Regions from separate parts of the Homo sapiens genome. Here regions 2 and 3 are each linked to region 1. Evidence: read pairs that join two places in POLR2A ChIA-PET (ENCODE). Cell type or tissue: CD4-positive, alpha-beta T cell. All regions are shown on one strand.

Evidence for each region. Peaks named below come from ENCODE experiments on the same cell type or tissue, not always from the same donor. Only the 100,000 strongest peaks of a DNase experiment are listed, where the experiment ranks them.
Region 2: POLR2A ChIA-PET joins it to region 1 with 18 read pairs; 15 of 35 experiments call an interaction of 5 or more read pairs at or near these places.
Region 3: POLR2A ChIA-PET joins it to region 1 with 11 read pairs; 12 of 35 experiments call an interaction of 5 or more read pairs at or near these places.

What each region holds. Positions count from the first base shown.
Region 1 is chr20:53,870,872-53,875,871 of GRCh38, forward strand. It overlaps the pseudogene SUMO1P1. Among named protein-coding and RNA genes, the nearest start is that of BCAS1-AS1, 42 kb to the right of the region's middle. RefSeq lists an enhancer at 4,027-5,000. In CD4-positive, alpha-beta T cell, no CTCF peak of the experiment used is centred here; DNase peaks (open chromatin) are centred at 1,510, 1,890, 2,540 and 4,820; H3K4me3 peaks cover 1,417 bases; H3K27ac peaks cover 2,404 bases.
Region 2 is chr20:53,658,449-53,663,448 of GRCh38, forward strand. No RefSeq gene overlaps it. Among named protein-coding and RNA genes, the nearest start is that of ZNF217, 67 kb to the left of the region's middle. RefSeq lists enhancers at 1,764-1,823, 1,834-1,893, 2,814-2,873. In CD4-positive, alpha-beta T cell, no CTCF peak of the experiment used is centred here; DNase peaks (open chromatin) are centred at 1,873 and 2,693; H3K4me3 peaks cover 1,647 bases; H3K27ac peaks cover 1,444 bases.
Region 3 is chr20:53,690,924-53,695,923 of GRCh38, forward strand. No RefSeq gene overlaps it. Among named protein-coding and RNA genes, the nearest start is that of ZNF217, 100 kb to the left of the region's middle. RefSeq lists an enhancer at 395-894. In CD4-positive, alpha-beta T cell, no CTCF peak of the experiment used is centred here; DNase peaks (open chromatin) are centred at 1,998 and 2,538; H3K4me3 peaks cover 625 bases; H3K27ac peaks cover 427 bases.

The DNA.
Region 1 (5,000 bases):
GTAGGCAAGAGCAGGCTAGTAACAGTTTGGTGTAGGTTGATGAATTCTTACACTCTGGTAAATGACCTTTGTCTTTTTAAGTATAATAATATTATGTTTAATGTTTAAATGGCTTAACACGACAAATTATATTTCCAAGAGTTAATCATTTATCCATCTTAAATAACAGGTCTTGTTTTCAGTAGAGAAAAGTTTAAGAAGAAATATAAAAAATGGCCTTTCAGCCTACTGATCAGAGAAGCCCTAGTGACACTTAAACAAGCAAACAAACAAATAAAAACACGAGTTTAGGCTGCGGCTGCTCATGCCTGTAATCCCAGCACTTTGGGAGGCTGAGGCAGGCAGATCACCAGCCTGGCCAACATGGTGAAACTCCGTCTCTACTAAAAATACAAAAATTTGCCAGACGTGGTGGCACATGCCTGTAATCCCAGCTATTCCGGAGGCTGAGGCAGGAGAATTGATTGAACCTGGGAGGCGGAGGTTGCAGTGAGCCAAGACTGGGTCACCGCACTCCAGCCTGGGTGATTGAGCGAGACTCTGTCTCAAAAAAAAAAAAAAAGTTTAGAGTTAGAAACTTAAAATTTTATGGAAAGGTACAGAATAAAAAGTGGCAGATGTTCCCCTGTGTACTTTCTTGTTCCTTTCATAAAAATAAAACTCCTGTAACTAATTTCTCATGGATTGTTCCAGAAAAAATTTTCTATGCCTATAGGCATAACTTTATCAACAAAATACACATTCTCTTAAATTGCTTTAAAGATACACACACATGCACGTGCACTTCCCAGAAGTTTCTGTAACAACCCTTGCACAATTTATACTTAGATATTTATTTGCACAACCATATTGTGAATATCACCTCCACCTGTCTGCCTGTCCCCTGTTCCCTCCCTAGTGCCTGGCACGCAGCAGGTAATGACCTATTCATTGAGTGAATAACTAAACTAGTACATCCTCGTTTAACAGAAGGCACTATGCTTTTATTAATGCACCCTGACAAACAGAATTCTTATACCACTAGTTAAGTTCTTCAAGATTCATACTCAATGAATATTGATGGTTTTTTTAAAAATTGATTTTGTTCTAGGTGCTTTCACATGAATGGGATCCTCAGGCTAATCTCCTGAAGTGGTTATTTTAATTCCTGTTCTTCAGATGAGAAAATGGAGACTCACAGAGTTAAAGCCAAATTATATAATAAGAGCTTAATTCTAGGAAAAGGTTCTAGGCCTTTGTGCCCTACTTATATTTCTAAGTCTCTTCCTTTCTGCTAGTTTCAAAAGTAAGAATGCTATGAATGTTTAAGCTTAGCTCTGAATACCAAATATTTCTGTACAGTCTGTCATGCTACAAAGGTTCATTTCAAATCTAATTAGCCCAGCAGATAAAACAAGGAGCTGGAGACTCTAAATAAACCACTAACAAACAAAAAACACCTCTAACACAAAAGAAATCTCTTGATGGTGTAAAAACTAAGCAATGTGGCTTCTAAGAACGTGGCTTCTGAACAGCTCAGAATCAAAACACAGGAAGTAAGCTGTTAATGGCACAATGAAATGAATAAAAACTATTTTGGGGGTGAACCAGAATTTGCTCTGCTATTTACTGGTTCGTGTTCAAAGTGGGGAGAGGGGCCTTGGGGTCAAGAGTTTCCCCAGTGGCCCTATTTCCAAGAAGAAATAGCCAATACACAACTCTGTAAAAAAATTAAAAAACATGGAATTGCACACTTAAAATGGATGAATATTATGATATGTAAATCATGTCTCAATCAAGCTGTTAGAAAGAAAGAAAGAAGAAAGAAAAAGCAAGCAAGCAAGCGAGCCAAATTTAATGCGGTTTTACTTTGCCAGCTGTCAGCTGGTACAGATTTTGGTCGTGTGTGGTGTGTGTGTGTGTGTGTGTGTGTGTGTGTTTAAAAAATGTGGTCTGTGATCCAGAGCATACCAGGATGTGGGAGACTCACAGGTTACTGTTTAATATTATATAGAAAACGTGTGCAGAGCCAAGGAGGGGAAAACAGTTCTGTAATTAAAAGACAGGACTAGGGCTTCCTGAGATGTAAAAATAGATGAAAAAGGTGAATCTTTTGTTCTGTGGGTGTTGCCACAACGTCACCTACTAGGGTGAAACTGCAGTGTGTACCACTCGCCTCCCACTTATAGCTGGTCCGTTGATTCCGTTGACTCGGAATAGCAGCCTTGTTCCATCTGCTGGAGTCAGAGGTTTATGGAGGCAGAAAGTGTGTGGAATTATTTCCAAAAAAAATAATCACAGGAACGGGGAGAGGGAGGGAGGAAGAGAGAGAGAAAAAGAGAGAGAGAGAGAGAGAGACAGAGAGAAAGGAGAAATGAATTTTCAGAATAGAATGAGGTTGGCTGTGTTTGCATTAAAACATTTAAATGAACACTGCAAAAGCTATAAACTGATGCTTCCTTAAGAAGAGCTGTTGGGATTGGACCAGAAAAAAGAACCTCAAAAGGGAAGGGATGGGCAGGAGGGAACTTGCTACTGAGAGGAGTAGGGTTTGCAGGTTTGCAGTTATACCTGTTGCTGTGGTTTGATGCCCCTGTGACTGCGAGGCAAGAAAAAGTAGGTGGAACGTGAGGCTCTCTGCCAGCCAAGGGGCCAGGGGAGACCCCACACACACTCTGCATCAGTGCCTCACCACAGGAAGGAGGATAAGGACAAACAAGCACCCCCTCCATGCCAAACAACAAAACAAAACCTTCTTATTCAATGTAAAAGGAAAAAAAACCCAAAAAAACAGGTAAGGTATTTCCCACTCTCCCACTTTTTTTTTTTTTTAAGAGCGAGAGTTTCACTCTTGCCCAGGTTAGAGTGCATTGGTGCAATCCTAGCTCATTGCAGCCTCAACTTCCTGGGCTCAACCAATTCTCCCACTTTAGCCTCCCAAGTAACTGGAACTACAGGAATGGACCAGGGTGGCCGGCTAATTTTTAAAATTTTTTTGTAGAGACAGTTTCATTAAGTTGCCCAGGCTGGTCTCACACTCCTGGCCTCAAAGGCTCCTCCCACAGCGCTGGGATTACTGGCATGAGCCACAGTGCCCAGCCAACTGAGGTAATTTTTTTTTTTTTTTTGAGACAGGGTCTCGCTCTGTCACCTAGGCTGGAGTGCAGTGGTGCAATCTCAGTTCATTGCAATCTCTGCCTCCTCAGTTCAAGCGATTCTCCTGTCTCAGCCTCCCAAGTAACTGGGATTACAGGCACACACCACCATGCCCGGCTAATTTTTGTATTTTTATAAGAGATGGGGTTTCACCATGTTGACCAGGATGGTCTCGATCTCCTCACCTCGTGATCCACCCGCCTCAGCCTCCCAAAGTGCTGGGATCACAGGCGTGAGCCACCACACCCGGCCTCAACTGAGGTAATTTTTTGAGAAATTCTGGGCAAATGCCCTCACTTACCACTGATCATAGGTTTAAAAACGCCAATAAAACTTGTTTATTGCTTAAGACTAGGGCAGTAGTTACCCTGCTGGGGAAGTGATAGAAGGGGGTGCAGAGGTGTCCCTTTGTGAAAACCCATCAAGCTGGATATTCCTGATTTTTCCACTACTGTGTATCTAGGAAATATTTGACTTTTTTTCTTTTACAATTTTTACAAATATTGTTTATTTTAATGAAGCTGGTGTAGACAATGTCCATTTAAAACCCGATATCCCAGGCCAAAAAGTACAAATAAAAAAGAGCAGTATTCTGTTGTATTCATTTCTGCATGTATACCTTTATTGATAATGAAAATCAGAACTTTTCTGGGATCTTCTGACAAGATTAAGAAAAAAAAAATCTTCAAATGTCTTTTCTTCAGGGAAGCCATCTTTGGAGTTAGTCGTTACTCTCAACCTTATCTGTCACCTTGACTTAACCTGATGCTCCTTTTCTTTTGGTCCAGACCCTCAAATCTTAAAAATAGCTTCAAGTTGTTAAGGAGAGGTCATTTTTCCACAGCTCAGTTCTCTAAAAAACTTCCATCTCCCACCAAAAGTCATAGTCCAGGAGTGAAACAATCACATGGTTGAAAATCAGGGCCAACTGGAAAGTCATTATGAATACTTGCATTGGTCAATCTTATCATCTGAAAATGTACAGTCCTGAAAAAGGTGGCCTCTCTGTGCACACATAATTTTTATAAAAGGAGAGGGCAATATGAAGAGGCCTGAGCCTTGATCACCAGAAATCAGCATAATGAAAACAAACAATAATGAATAATGAACACTAGAATTCAAATTACCAGATGTTTTAAAGAGATGGAGTGCCTGTTTTCAATTCCGTTTTAAATACCATGCTACAAAAGAACTATTTAAAAAAATAAAAAAGGATTGAGGGAAAAGGAAAAAAAAAAAGAATGTCTAAACTGTTGAATGACCTCCGATTTGTTCCTGATAAACCTCAATCACATCTTCTTCCTCCATTCCCAGTTCTTCTGGAGTATGATTATCAGCAATTCTCTGACCTTCAAAGAGAAACCTGAGGGAATTCACTGGAACGCCCTGTCTCTGACAGTACGATTTCTTGAGTTTCTTGAGAGGTGTTGTCATTTTCACTTTGAAATGAATCTCACTGCTATCCTGTCCAATAACCCTGAGTTTAATATCTTCATCTTTTATCTTATCCCCCAAATGCTCAGTTGAAGGTTTTGCCTCCAGGTCAGACATGGTGATGGGGCATTCACCTGCAGGTCTCCGAACAGCAGCAGTCTCGGGGTAGGCAGAACCTCGCTCTGGCGTTTACAATGCCATCTCCCTTCGTCACAGCACGACACCATGGCGGCAGTCACTTCCGCTATGCCTCACGACACTTCTGCTACGCCTTGCATCACTTACGGTGCACCTTGCATCACTTCCGCTAGGCGCAGAGAGGAGGGAGGGAGAAGAGCTAACTTTTTTTTTTTTAAGTACCGATATGTATTCCCTGTTCCTGCTTCCTCATCAATTTCAAACTTAACATGACCCAAAGAGAACTTGGGTTC
Region 2 (5,000 bases), 210 kb before region 1:
ATTCTCCTATGATGTAATGTAGTCTTTGAATGACACTTTAAACAGTCACAGCTTTTCTCCATTGGGATCCCCATTCTGCCCCTCAAAGCTGTGTGATCTTGGGTACCTCTTCACACTTCAGTTTTGCCATCTGTAAAATGGGTATAGCAATGGTATCAAACCTTAAGCGGCATTACGGAGGCCAAATATGCTAATGTGTATGTTTGGTGTAGAGTAAGCCCCAAATAAAGACTAGCCATTGTTTTCGTGGCCATTTTTTGTCTGTTGAGAAACTGTTAATGCAGCAACTTTCTCCGGGTTAGAGTTGGATTAACTAACAAGCTTCTGAGGAAAATATTAAAATTTCCCGTGATTTTCCACAGTGGCTATTTAATATATATTACATCAAGCAAGCAGGTAAAGAAAAGCAATACTTTCAGGTGTAAATACAGCACCTGGATTGGGTTGATTTTGGTAATTCGGTTTTTTTCCTTAGACAAAGCTAGGTTTTCAAGCCAAACAGTACACAGCTGTAGAAAACAGTCACTTAAAATTTCAAAAGGTTGCTCTGTATGTGTAATTACTATTATTATTATTATTTCAGACAGAGTCTTGCTCTGTCGCCCAGACTGGAGTGCAGTGGTGTGATCTCGACTCACTGCAACGCTCAAGGGATTCCCATGCCTCAGCCTCCTGAGTAGCTCGGTGTAAAATTACAGGCATGTGCCACCACGCCCGGCTAATTTTTGTATTTTTAATAGAGATGGGGTTTCGCCATGTTGGCTAGGCTGTTCTGGAACTCCTAACCTCAAGTGATCCGCCCACTTCGGCCTCCCAAGGTCCTGAGATGACAGGTGTGAGCCACCTTGCCCGGCCCCGTATGTGTAATTATGTATCTACTTTTATTCTTGATGTTGTTTATAAGTACATTCCCTCTTGTTTTTCTTACTCATTCTTACCAATGGACTTAAACTTAATTTTATTGGACTTTACAAAGAATGAGTGATTTTTTTTTTTTTTTTTGAGACGGAGACCCCGTCGCCCAGACTGGGGTACAGTGGCGCAATCTCGGCTCACTGCAAGCTCCGCCTCCCGGGTTCACGCCATTCTCCTGCCTCAGCTTGCCGAGTAGCTGGGACTACAGGCGCCCCGCCCGGCTAATTTTTTGTATTTTTAGTTTAGACGGGGTTTGTTTCACCCTGTTAGCCAGGATGGTCTCCATCTCCTGACCTCATAATCGGCCCGCCTTGGCCTCCCAAAGTGCTGGGATTACAGGCGTGAGCCACCGCGCCCAGCCGAATCAGTGATTTTACTGATCAAAAAGTATTGGTTGTTTTTTATTTATGTGACAACTTCCGCTCTTAAGTTTATGAATTCCTTTGTATATTAGATTATGGAAGTGTCTTTAAGAAATAAATACAATTTTAAAATATCTATCTACAGGTAATATCCACATCTCTATGTCTATCGATAGAGAATAACATTTAGGGAAACGGAGAGGGGAGAGGGAGCTAGAATGGAAAGGGCACCTCACAGATGATTTCTCCCCTAACAAATTTTTGTTTTGTTTTGTTTTGCTTTGAGATTTTACTTTTTTGCAAGAAGAATCTATTTAGGTATTAGTTGAATTTTTCATCGGTCAGGTCCAAAGAACAAGGGGGGGTGGGGAGGGGACGGCGGGAGAGTGTGGCAGGGTGTGGGCGGGGCAGGAAGAAATGGGGGCCCACCCTGAAGGCTTTCTTAGGTCCTTTTCTCAGCCATTTTCCTCCTTCCCCAACCGGAGAATTGCCCCGCGTGTGCAAGGAGCGGCGTGCCTCCACGCAGCAGCAACAACAACAGCCGCGCGAGTGGCCGCAGCGTCCACGCCGCCCGCGAGTGGCCGCAGCGTCCACGCCGCCAGCGCAAAGTCGGTGCGCACAGCCTGGCGCGAGTTCGAAGCTGGAGAGGGCTGTAAAATAGATTGGGGGGCGGGGGAGACCACGTGATTTTCTGGAACGCTGGCTCGCCTCTTTATTTTGATTCTCGAGTAAACTTACAATCCCCAAAATGCGTTGAGGGCATCGGAAAGAGTAAAGTCACGTTCCGCTGGAAAGGATCACTTCTTAAGTTCACATGAACCTATTCTTTGATCCTCCTTCATTGCTGCTTAAGATTTACTTCTCTTTCAAATCAAATAATGTGTTTCTTTCTCATTCTGAGAAAAGCTTTCAAGATGTGATTTCCCTTTTGAAACACTTTGAAGTCTTTCCCCAGCACATCCTTTCTTAAAGGGATTTGGTAAGAGGAGATAGGCCTGGAGGCCAGGGCATTTTAAAGTCACTTTCCAAATACCCTGTGTTCCCTTAAAGAGTCTTGAATTGAAACATCCCAGCTGCTGGAAGACGTTTCCAAATGTGACTCTGTGGCTGCAACACCCTAATGTCTTCTCTCCTAGGACCCTGGTGGGTCATAAAGACAGACAGAGCAGAAAGGAAGCCTTTAGTTTTTTAAGTAAAGCCACTTCCATGGGCTTCCTAAAACAACAAGGATTCTCACATTTAGTTAGTCCTCTCTGTTAGGACATCAAGGGAGAAACAGCTGAAATCCAGGGCTGAACATTTCCTGGCGCGGCTAGATTTGAAGCTTCCAGTATGTGGAGTATCACCTTCATTCCCTCTGGGGGCGTCTATATGGTTTGTGCCAGGTGGGAGCACCTGCCCCGTGGTGGCCAAAAATACTGACAGCAATTCAAGCTTCTCACTTCCGAATGAGATGTTTGTACACGAAGTGACCTTTAATTGTGTCTTAGAAACTCATGTCAGATCAACATGTGGTTTCACTTATTCAGGAGAGGTTATTACATTTCAAGCTGTTTTGTGTTAGTTTTTAGCATTTAAATGAAGTATTTTCTCTTTCATATATTTGATGTGGCTCAAAGAAGCTTGCTTCTTTTTCTTTTTTTTCCTTCATAGATTTTATTGTTTGATTAGATCTTTTTGTCAAGTCAGATCAAAGATGGCTTTTCCTTTCTTTAGGAGAGAGATCTTTTATGAAAACAAATCAATAGAACAGATTTCACAGTAAAGAGGCATTTTGTTTAAAAGATTTTGAAAAGAGGAAAAAGATTACAATGAGGGTAGAAGAGAGATGTTTTTATTTTTGTATTCTATTTGTCTGTCAAAGAGTTAGATGAAAGCAAATACTTTGGCATTCTCAACTTCAGATTTACTGTGGGGAGGCTTTGCAGACTCAGCTAGATAGACACATCCTTATAGAAGAATTCACTTTACCTTTTAGCATCTGGGAATATCCGAGAGCTGGTGGCTCCTCCCTACCTATCCCTGCTCCCTCCTAAGATGATGTAGATGCTGGATTCTTGGCTTTTTGGCATCTTTTTCAGATGAACTCCTTCACATGCTTCAAGAGAAAATGCAGGAGTTTCTAGATAGCATTCATGTTTTTGTAGCAACTTTTAGTTCCCTCTATCCAGGGGCTACCACAGTATATTGAAATGATGTGTTTACTTGGTGGCTATGCTGCTCTTTAGGGGCAGGAAAGGGCTGGTTCACCTTGTCCCTCTCCCTGCTTGTCGGAGCTCAACAAATATTTGTCAATCTGAACTGAACAAAGGCAGAAATGTGGTCAGTATTCCCTGTGCTATTTCTTTTTTTTCTTTTCTTTTTCTTTTTTTTTTTTTTTTGGGATGGAGTTTCGCTCTTGTTGCCCAGGCTGGAGTGCAATGGCACGATCTCTGCTCACCGCAACCTCCACCTCCTGGGTTCAAGCAATTCTCCTGCCTCAGCCTCCCGAGTAGCTGGGATTACAGGCACGCACCACTGTGCCCAGCTAATTTTGTATTTTTAGTAGAGACAGGGTTTTTCTCCATGTTGGTCAGGCTGGTCTCGAACTCCCGATCTCAGGTGATCCTCCCGCCTCAGCCTCCCAATGTGCTGGGATTACAGGCATGAGCCACCGCACCCAGCTCCTTGTGCTATTAAAAAAAGATAATTAAGATTATATTGGGAGTATTTGGCAGTCACCAGGTAAATAACATCTGTAAAACATCATAGATGGAATATATGGATGCCTCTAGACAGCACTTATTATCTCACTCAATATGTGTTTTTCTTATCTGTCTCTTTTTTTAAAATTTTTTTTTTTTTTAATTTTTTGTAGAGACAGTGGTTTCACTGTGTTGCCCAAGCTGGCCTCGAACTCCTGGGTTTAAGCAATCCTCCCACCTTGGCCTCCCAAAGTACTGGACTTACAGGTGTGAGCCACTGCACCCAGCCAGTACCTGTCTCTTCAGCCTAAAATGTCTGCTCCATCAGGGCAGGATTTTGTGGTAAACATTTAGAACAATGCCTGAGACATAGCAATAGCTCAGAAGTTATTTGAAGCAATCTACACATTTCCTCTTTCCCATTTCCGGGCATGATGAAGGGGTAAATTAAGAACAGTCATCCAAATAATTCAAGTAAAAGACAATCTTGAGGCCGGGTGAGGTGGCTCAGGCCTGTAATCCCAGCACTTTGGGAGGCTCAGGTGGGTGGATCACTTGAGGTCAGGAGTTTAAAACCAGCTTGGCCATCATAGTGAAACCCTGTCTCTACTAAAAATACAAAAAATTATCTGGGCATGGTGGTGTGCGCCTGTAATCCCTGCTACTCGGGAGGCTGAGGCAGGAGAATCGCTTGAACCCAGGAGGCAGAAGTTGCCGTGAGCCAAGATCGTGCCACCGCACTCCAGCCTGGGTGACGGATCGAGATTCTATCTCAAAAAAGAGACAATCTTAAGTGATTTGCCAATCCAGAAACCTCAGTTGTGTGGTTGCTACAATTCTCCAGTTGCCTTGGCTGTGAGTGAGGACTTAGGCATCCAGAGAGTACATCATGTATATAATAGTTGATGCCTCTCCAGTGCCCCAAACAGTATTATCAATATATCTTTTGTTTTGTTTTGTTTTGTTTTTGAGACAGAGTCTTGCTCTGTTGCCCAGGCGGAGTGCAGTGGCATGATCTTGGCTCACTGCAACCTCCTGC
Region 3 (5,000 bases), 180 kb before region 1:
CTGAGACAGGAGAATCACTTGAACCCGGGAGGTGGAGTTTGCAGTGAACTGAGATCACACCACTGCACTCCAGCCTGGGTGACAGAGCGAGACCATCTCAAAAAGAAAAAAAAAAAAGGCCCTAGATTTCTGGCTTCTAAAACTTCATACTTTTTGAAATTGAAAAAAGAGCTGGACTTTAAAGAATGAATTGGAGGAAAAAAAAAATTCAAGGTGAATAGATGGGGAAAAAGTGAGCCAGCATGAGGAAAACATGCAGATGTCTTTAGGTAAGATCAAGTAGCGCCAGGCGTGGTCGCTCACGCCTATAATTCCAGTGCCTTGGGAGGCTGAGGCAGGAGGATCACTTGAGCCCAGGAGTCTGAGACCAGCTTGGTCAACATAGTGAGACTTCATCTCTACAAAAAAGAAAAAAAAAATTAGCTGGACATGATGGCAGGAGGATCACTTGAGCCCAGGAATTCAAGCCATGATTGTACTGCTGCACTCCAGCCTGGGTGACAGAGCGAGACCCTGTCTCAAAAAGAAAAAAACACAAAACACCAGTTTACTCAGGCAGCAGATAGATTGTATCTATCAGGGAGATAGATTGTATAAGCACAGGAGTGGAAGCCAAGGGTCCAGTGTGGAAGCTCCTGCAATTATCAACTGTAGGAGGTTAGATTGGAGGGGTGTCCGTAGGGAAGATGAAGCGGGTGAACAGTTTTGAGAGATTCTTGGGCAGCAAAATTGGCAGGACAGGTTGATGGTTTAGACAAGCAAGGCGAGGAGGAAGGAGGTATCACGGCTGACTCATAGTGTTTTTAACCAGGGAAGCAGGAAAAACTGGAAGAAGAGACGCTATTAAATTATGTAGGTAAGAGGTCCTGAAGATGCTGAGTCAATGACAGTAGGACTGGCAGGAGGACTCCAGGGCACTGCAGGGATATAATCAATAGGGTTTGGCAGCTGATCGGCCATTGGGAGAAGGCTTTATGGGACAGGGAAGGATCTAGAAGGACTTCAGCCCCAAGCAGGGGTTGCTGTTTTTGTCTTGAATATGTAGAGTGGGATTATGAAGCTGTGTCACATGAAATACCCTCAAATCTGTCCATTTATACATACATGAGCTGGTCTGTGAATGGTTGGAGGGAAGCAGCTCAAAAAGGGAAGAGTAGAGTTTTTCAGCCTCAACAAGGTATGATCATTAGAGTTAAAGGGAAAAAAGACTTTGTTAATGAACCCATCAGAGACACTTTGGAACCTACTGCAGCCATAGAAACTGACCTGGAGGCCGGGCGCGGTGGCTCACGCCTGTAATCCCAGTACTTTGGGAGGCTGAGATGGGTGGATCACCTGAGATCAGGAGTTCGAGACCAGCCTGGCCAACATGGTGAAACCCCATCTGTACTAAAAAATACAAAAATTAGCTGAGAGTGGTGGCAGGTGCCTGTAATCCCAGCCACTCGGAAGGCTGAGGCAGGAGAATCGCTTGAACCCAGGAGATGAAGGTTGCAGTGAGCCGAGATCACGCCACTGCACTCTTGCCTGGGCGACAGAGCAAGACTGTCTCAAAAACAAACAAAAAAACAAAGGCCCTTACCGTAGCCTCTGACTCTCTCATTATATTATTACCATTGGAGCACTTTTCATCCCTTTCAGGATTAACCTGTCTTAGCTGTATGTGTTACCTGGTTTATACCTGTGTCTCTCCTGCTCGAGTGTCACCTCTGTCAGGGCCATGTCCCCCCGCCCAGCCACCCGCCTCGTTCAATCCCATTTGCTGCTGTATGTCCAGCTGTGATGGCACTGCCTGACACTTAGTAGGTGCTTGAAACATGTTTTTTGAAGTGGATTGGCTTAAGCCACCCTGAATGCTAAACGCTAGTATTTGGGTGCACCATAGTGACCGTTCTCCTAGGGAAAGCTTTTCACACATTCAAATCTGTTGCTACAGGCAGCGTTCGTGCACACACAAACAGATCCAAGTAAGCGGTGGCTGCAACCCAGTCCTGAGTCAATGGGTTTGGCAGGACAGCAATTAGCCACACATTCTGAGGAAGTGGAGCATCAATCATCCAACTCCTTTTAAGGCATGAGTTAGCTGTATACTTTTGAAATTAGCTTTATGGAGGCATAAGAATGATATCATGGACTTTGGGGACTCAGGGGAAAGAGTGGGAGGGGGTTGAGGGATAAAAGACTACCCACTGGTTGTAGTGTACACGGCTCAAGGGATGTGGCCACCAAAATCTCAGAAATCACCACTAAAGAATTTTCTATGCAACAAAACACCACCCGTTCCCCAAAAACTAGTTAAAAAAATAAAAGATTGTTGGGATTAACAGAAAAAAATAAGATAAAATTATCGTTATTGAAATATAATTCTCATGCCGTATGACCCACTAATTTAAAGTGTACAAACGCAATGATTTTTAGCATGTTCAGAGTCGTGCGACCATCACTGCTATCTCACTCCGAACATTTTCCTCACCCCAAAAGGAAACCCCTTATTCATTAACACTCTCCTCCCATTTCCCCTCCAACCCTAGGAAACCACGAATCTACTTTCTGTTTCTTTCAATTTGCCTATTCTGCACATTGTGTATAAGTGAAATTATGCAGTTTGTGGCCCTTTGTGTCGGTCTTCATTCACTAAACATAATGTTTTCTTTTGTTGTTGTTTTGAGACAGAGTTTCGCTCTTGTTGCCCAGGCTGGAGTGCAATGGGGTGATCTCCGTTCACTGCAACCTCCGCCTCCTGGGTTCAAGCAATTCTCCTACCTCAGCCTCCCAGGTAGCTGGGATTACAGGCACCCGCCACCACATACGGCTAATTTTTTGTATTTAGTAGAGACTGGGTTTCACTGTGTTGGTCAAGCTGGTCTCGAACTCCTGACCTCAGGTGATCCACCTGCCTCGGCCTCCCAAAGTGCTAAGATTATTGGTGTGAGCCACCGCGCCTGGCCACGTAATGGTTTCAAAGTTCATCCATGTTGTAGCATGTATGAGTACTTTATTCCTTTTTATTGCTAAATAATTTTCCATTTTACATATTGATTCTTCTGTTGATGGACATTTGGGTTTTTTCCATTTCTTGGCTACTATGAATATATATATATATATATATATATTTTTTTTTTTTTTTTTTTTTTTTTTTTTTTGAGATGGAGTCTCACTCTGTTGCCCAGGCTGGAGTGCAGTGGCATGATCGTGGCTCACTGCAACCTCTACTGCCCAGGTTCAAGTGATTCTCCTGCCTCAGCCTCCCGAGTAGCTGGGATTACAGGCACCTGCCAGTGCGCTTGGCTAATTTTTGTAGTTTTTAGTAGAGATGGGGTTTCACCATCTTGGCAAACTCTTGACCTCGTGATCCACCTGCCTCAGCCTCCCAGTGTGCTGGGATTACAGGCGTGAGCCACCGTGCCCGGCCAAATTTGTTTTTTTTTGTTGTTTTTTTGTTTTTTTTGTTTTTGAGACGGAGTCTTGCACTGTTGCCCAGGCTGGAGTGCAGTGGCGCGATCTCTGCTTACTGCAAGCTCTGCCTCCTGGGTTCAGGCCATTCTCCTGCCTCAGCCTCCTGAGTAGCCAGGACTACAGGTATGCACCACCATGCCTGGCTAATTTTGTATTTTTGGTGGGACTGGGTTTTGCCATGTTGGCCAGGATGGTCTCCAACTATCGACCTCAGGTGATCCACCCACCTTGGCCTCCCAAAGTGCTGGGATTACAGGCACGAGCCACCGCGCCCAGCACTGTGCTAATATGTTTTAAACAACTTTCTAATACTTGCAGACCTTTCTTTGGAACCAAGAGAGCTGGTCTCTCCTTCATCAGGGCCTTCGGCAGGCAATGCTACCTGGCTAGAAGTTAGCTTTTTTTTTTTTTCTTTGGCATATTTTTCAGCGGTTACCTTCTGTTTATGGAAAATGATATTGATTTTTCATTTACAGAGGTGATACAGTTTCTTTTTTTGGCCTTGATTCATCACCTCTTAACAGTTTCATTTTACAAAACTAATTTAAAGTAGAAGCTGTCGGCCGGGCACGATGGCTCACGCCTGTAATCCCAGCACTTTGGGAGGCCGAGACAGGCGGATCACGAGGTCAGGAGATCGAGACCATCCTGGCTAACACGGTGAAACCCCGTATCTGCTAAAAATTCAAAAAAAAAAGTTAGCCGGGCATGCTCGTGAGCGCCTGTAGTCCCAGCTACTCGGGAGGCTGAGGCAGGAGAATGGCGTGAACCCGGGAGGCGGAGCTTGCAGTGAGCCGAGATCCTGCCACTGCACTCCAGCCTGGGCGACAGAGCGAGACTCTGGCTCAAAAAAAAAAAAAAAAAAAAAAAAGTCGAAGCTGTCTATTAAAAATAAATGATAGTAATAATCTAACGTGGTTCATGAGGAAATTTAAAAACAATAAGGCACCTGTAATTCCAGCACTTTAGGAGGCCGTGGAGGGTGGATCACTTGAGGTTAGGCGCTCAAGACCAGTCTGGCCAACATGGTGAAGCCCCATCTCAACTAAAAATACTAAAATTAGCAAGGTGTGGTGATGCACATCTGTAATCCCAGCTACTCAGGAGACTGAGGCAGAAGAATCACTTGAACCTGGATGTCAGATATTGCAGTGAGCTGAGCTCATACCACTGCACTCCAGCCTGGGCGACAGAGTGAGTGAGATTCCATCTCAAAAACAAAGAAACAAACAAACAAAACACACACAAAAAAAAAACCACACAAAAAAATAAGGCTCTTAGCAAAATAATAGCTAAGTGTTTTTATTTTATTTTATTTTAAAATTGTACCAAAACCATAGATGAAACTAAGTGTTTTTTTATATCTTCATTAAGTGACAATCAGTTTGTTTGTTTTGGTTTTTTTTTTTTTTAATTATTTAGGGATGGGAGTCTTCCCTTGTTGTCCAGACTGGTTTCAAACTCCTGGCCTCAAATGATCCTCACACCTCAGCCTCCCAAAGTGCTGAGATTACAGGCGTGGGCCACCACTCCCAGGCACCAAT